Regions from separate parts of the Homo sapiens genome. Here region 2 is linked to region 1. A link is a loop called in an ENCODE intact Hi-C map of the cell type or tissue named here. Cell type or tissue: prostate gland. All regions are shown on one strand.

Region 1 (2,500 bases):
AAGGATGAGACATATTGGCATTAACTCTGTTGAAGGTACTTGATTTGTGTTCAGGTAACTTAAAGGCAGAAATATCTGAACCTGGATCTTTGGCTTCTTTTACATTATAAATAGTAGTGTGAGGACTCTTGTACACAATAGACTTAGAAGTCTCAGATTTTTGAGGAGTTTCCTCTATGTCTCCAAAGTTTTCATGACTTGACATTTCCAATTCTTTCAAAACCATTAATCTTTCTCCAGAATTAAATGAAATCTCTAAGTCTGAGTCACTAATGGGAACTGTACAGTCTACGTTTTCCTCAGGCTGAGATGCTGGCAGTAAAACCACATCCTCCCAATCAGCCAACACAGGTAAACAGTCCAGAGTAGAGCTCATTTCCAAATCAGAAACATGATGAACAGTTGGAACGGTGGTAGAAACAAGTACCAATTCTGAACCAACTGTTGAAGCCTTAGATTTGGTATTAAATGCAAGATGTTCATTTTTTCCTTGCTTTTGCATATAGATAGGTGAATTCAAGGTAGGAGACTGCAACTGCCCCACAGAAGTAGAGGACTTAGTATTAAAAAGAGGTAAGGAACTTTTGACATTGTGAAGACTTGCTTTTATATTGTTTTTTACTTGTAATTGATCCTGTTGTGCCTTTATAGGAGAATTTGCACAAATTGACTTCATTTGAACTTTTTCATGAGGATTTATTATATTTTTAGGCTCCTTATTATATATGCTGGGACCCTGGATGCTAATGTTACAGGCAGACATTTCTTCAACTTGAATTGTATTCAAATTTCTGGCCAGAATGCTGAAATTCTTCTTAGTGGGAACCTATGATTCCACAGACAAATGCAACAGCTTTAGAAACTGTGCATTCGTTAATTTCTTCAGTATACAGTTTTATGACAAAAAAGAGAAATGTCATTGATTTATAAATGACTGCACACATTAAATCTACGTTTCAAAGAACGTATGACTGTTTATGAAGTTTGAGATGACAGAATAAAAAGGCAAGACACTACTAACCTTGTTCAACGACCTTGTAATTTTCATTACACAACCATCTCTGATCATTTTCCAAGCAAGAAGGGCAGTATTCCGAGAATCGTCCAACCCTGAGGATACAGATATCAAACACTGAATTTAGTGGTACTAGTACTATTTCCTTAGTACTAAAGAAATAACTTAAAAAGAAAAACACCACTTGTGTAGAAATTGGAACACAGTTTTAGTTTTATGACCATCTACTAATTTTAATCATGATAAACTGGTCTTGGAAGTGGAAGGCTATGGCAGCATTACCAGTGAAAGACAAGCTCGTCCACATTTATAGAGGAGGATATGAAAATGTATTAGACAGTTCCCCAAAATGTGGCCAGCGTTCTGCAGGAACCAGGATTTGTGAATAATCTAATAGTCTTGTTCAGTTTTTTCACTAGTCCATTCTATTATTTGAGCACTTGTTTAATCTCCATTTGATTTGGCTCATTCTTTTCATTCTTCTTAGCAACTAGAAAGCCACTAGATGGCAGTGTATCTTACAATAGTTTATGAAAGTGGTAATTTGAAAGTCTTAGAAACAATGTGAATTGTTTAGATTAGGAGTTTTTTTTTTTTAGGCTGAAGATATCCCTTACTAATGACATTACCAAAAAATGAAATTCATATGAAGTATTTTTTAAAAGTCAAATGGCTTACATAATTTTTAATGTATACTAACCAGAATGTTCTCGTCCTGAGAATTCTATTCCTACTTCCTGCAAGGCACCACTTAGTCCTTTTGGTTTTCTCCTATAGAAAAGCTAACCAATAAAAAAAGATATATTTAAAAGAAGATTACTATTTTAAAGACTATGTATTAAACACTTTTCATAATTTTTAGTTCTATTAGATTTAGAATGTGCTTATTTTTTGTGTGTTGTTTTTAAATACTTTAAGAAATGCATTTATGTGACCAGTACAAAAGAAAGTATCTTCTTTGCAGAAACCCATGCCCATGTGTAGGATAAAAGTTAATCATTTTTCCATAGAAAAAAGTAAACATGCCCCCATTTTTTACCATTACCTTGTAAGTTGCTCTGAGATCAATCCAAGAATTTAAAAACACAGGTTTTAACAGCTGCTTTCTTTTACACTCATACTCCAGGCAAACCCCCAAGTCCCAGTCTGCATTAGGTACATTAAAATAGAACAAAGTCAATGATGCCAGCATTTTTTACTTATGCTGCCACCATTTACAAATAGAATGCTAGAAGATCATATAAAATAGAACAGTATGATTTCATTGCTCTGCTAATATCTAAAAATTATTCACTTTATATAACTTACTATTAACAAGTTAGGTTGATGACTAAATTTCAAAATGATTTCTTAAACACCCAGTAAAACCTTATTTCAGAAAGAAGAGTAACATGTTAAATTACAAGGACTATATTTTCTATATTCTAGGAAAATATTAATGTTATTGAGAAACCAAACATTTTATAGTAACTGGAAACCAAATAT
Region 2 (2,500 bases), 110 kb after region 1:
GCCAGGCGTGATGGTGCGCACCTGTAATCCCAGCTAATTGGGAGGCTGAGTCAGGATAATCACTTGAACCTGGGAGGCGGAGGTTGCAGTGAGCCGAGATTGCGCCATTGCACTCCAGCCTGGGCAACAAAAGCGAAACTCTGTCTCAAAAATAATAATAATAATAATAATAATAATAATTAAATAAATAAATAAAACTTGCAAAGCAATACTATAAATGTTATGTGTAAAGATATGCACAATAAACAATAAATTCAGCATAGTGATTCCTTCTAGGAGAGGAAGGGAAATGTTATTTGGAAGGGGTACAGTGGGGGTTTCTACTGGATACATAATTTATTCTTTAAGGTCTGTTGTAACTGTATGGCTATTATATTGGTCTCAGTATCTTTTCTTTGTTTTTTTTTTTTTTTTGGAGACAGAGTCACTGTTGCCCAGGCTGGAATACAGTGGCGTGATCTTGGCACACTGCAACCTTCACCTCCTGGGTTCAGGTGATTCTCGTGCCTCAGCCTCCAAATAGCTGGGATTACAGGTGGTTGCCACCACACCTGGCTAATTTTTGTATTTTTAGTAGAGACTGGGTTTCACCATGTTGCCCAGGCTGGTCTTGAACTCCTTACCTCAAGTGATCCACCTGCCTCGGCCTCCCAAACTGCTGGGATTACAGGCATGAGCCACTGTACCTGGCCTCTATATCTTTTTGTATCTGAAATATTTTGTAATAAGAATTTAAAGATACTGGGAATTATGCTTTTGAAAAATACAATTAGCTTTACAGAATATACCTACGTCCGTTCTCTCTTGGCCACATCTTCTGAAATTAAAACTGATGTTTGAGACTAAAAACCCAGAGGGGCCTTGAGATCTTCAGTCATCAGAAAGATTTTTTTTTTTTCTTTTTTTTGAGACAGAGTCTCGCTCTGTCACCCAGGCTGGAGTGCAGTGGCCGGATCTCAGCTTACTGCAAGCTCCGCCTCCCGGGTTCATACCATTCTCCTGCCTCAGCCTTCTGAGTAGCTGGGACGATAGGCACTCACCACAACGCCCAGCTAATTTTTTGTATTTTTAGTAGAGACGGGGTTTCACCGTGTTAGCCAGGATGGTCTCAATCTCCTGACCTCGTGATCCACCCACCTCAGCCTCCCAAAGTGCTGGGATAACAGGCATGAGCCACTGCACCCGGCCAGTCATCAGAAAGATTTTTAATTATACTTATTGGACAAGAAAGTAGACCAACGATTTTGAGAAATATTTCCAAAAAGGTTGTGACAGACTAAAAGAGAGGTTGCAACCTGACAACCTCTGGGTGGAACTGAGCCTACAGACTCATTTTGTTTGGCCTGTACAGTCGTCACTTTTTTTTTTTTTTTTTTTTTTCTTTTTGGAGACGGAGTTTCACTCTGTTGCCCAGGCTGGAGTGCAATGGTGCAATCTTGGCTCACTGCAACCTCTGCCTCTGGGGTTCAAGCAATTCTCCTGACTCAGCCTCCCAAGTAGCTGGGACTACAGGCACATGCCGCCACACCTGGCTAATTTTTTTTTTTTTTTTTTTGTATTTTAGTAGAGACAAGGTTTCACCATGTTGCCCAGGCTAGTCTTGAACTCCCGAGGTCAAGCAATCCACTTGCCTCAGCCTCCCAGAGTGCTAGGATTACAGGCGTGAGCCACCACGCCTGGCCTCACATTTTCAAAAATAATGACTTAGTGTGTTTTTTTGAGATGTCATATTTTTAAAATCTGGATTGCCACCTATTTTTAAGCTATCAGGAAATCTGGCATTCCTAGGCACTTCTTTCTACATGGCAGCTGCTGGCTGGAGCTGAATGGCAACTGTTCCCTTTCAAGGGGGCATTTCCTGTCCAGGTGGCCACTGTCCCCATCCAAGCAAGTCCTCTCATTTATATTACCTGCCAGGCCGCAGAGGCACTTGAGTTTGTAACCAGTGGATTAAATTCCATTTCTCCCTTAACTAGAAAATTCAGTTATCAAAAATATGCCTTCACCTAGGCATTCAGGTGAGTAATATAATTTTACTGGACTGGCTTAAAGAATAATAAGTGTGAGCTTTGGTTTTGCCGTGTTCATAAATGTGGCCACCATGGCAAACGATGTGGTTAAGCAACCCTCAACCTCGGGATGAATTACAAAGCCAGTTGAGAGATACGGTGTTTCTATTAGATGGTTTCAGCAATGCTACCCAACAGATTTGTTGAGAAAGAGCAATTATTTCTAGACTAATTAAAGGTCTTAATTAAAAAACTGTACATCAGCTGGGCACGGTGGCTCACGCTTGTAATCCCAGCACTTTGGGAGGCCGAGGCGGGCAGATCACGAGGTCAGGAGATCGAGACCACGGTGAAACCCTGTCTCTACTAAAAATACAAAAAATTAGCCAGGCGTGGTGGCGGGCGCCTGTAGTCCCAGCTACTCGGGCGGCTGAGGCAGGAGAATGGCGTGAACCCGGGAGGCGGAGCTTCCAGTGAGCCGAGATTGCACC

The links. A loop is a pair of places that touch in the nucleus more often than their neighbours do. Peaks named below come from ENCODE experiments on the same cell type or tissue, not always from the same donor. Only the 100,000 strongest peaks of a DNase experiment are listed, where the experiment ranks them.
Region 2: a loop joins it to region 1, with 2.6 times the contacts of the local background. A loop is called at or near these places in 22 of 110 quality-filtered maps.

What each region holds. Positions count from the first base shown.
Region 1 is chr16:20,798,242-20,800,741 of GRCh38, forward strand. ERI2 (ERI1 exoribonuclease family member 2) reads right to left here. Exons shown (of 9, transcript NM_001142725.2): 6 at 2,061-2,161; 7 at 1,716-1,797; 8 at 1,022-1,110; 9 at 1-826. Among named protein-coding and RNA genes, the nearest start is that of ERI2, 7.0 kb to the right of the region's middle. In prostate gland, a CTCF peak has its summit at 1,519 (motif pointing right); no DNase peak of the experiment used is centred here.
Region 2 is chr16:20,912,920-20,915,419 of GRCh38, forward strand. All of the region lies in intron 1 of LYRM1 (LYR motif containing 1), which reads left to right. Among named protein-coding and RNA genes, the nearest start is that of LYRM1, 13 kb to the left of the region's middle. In prostate gland, no CTCF peak of the experiment used is centred here; a DNase peak (open chromatin) is centred at 992.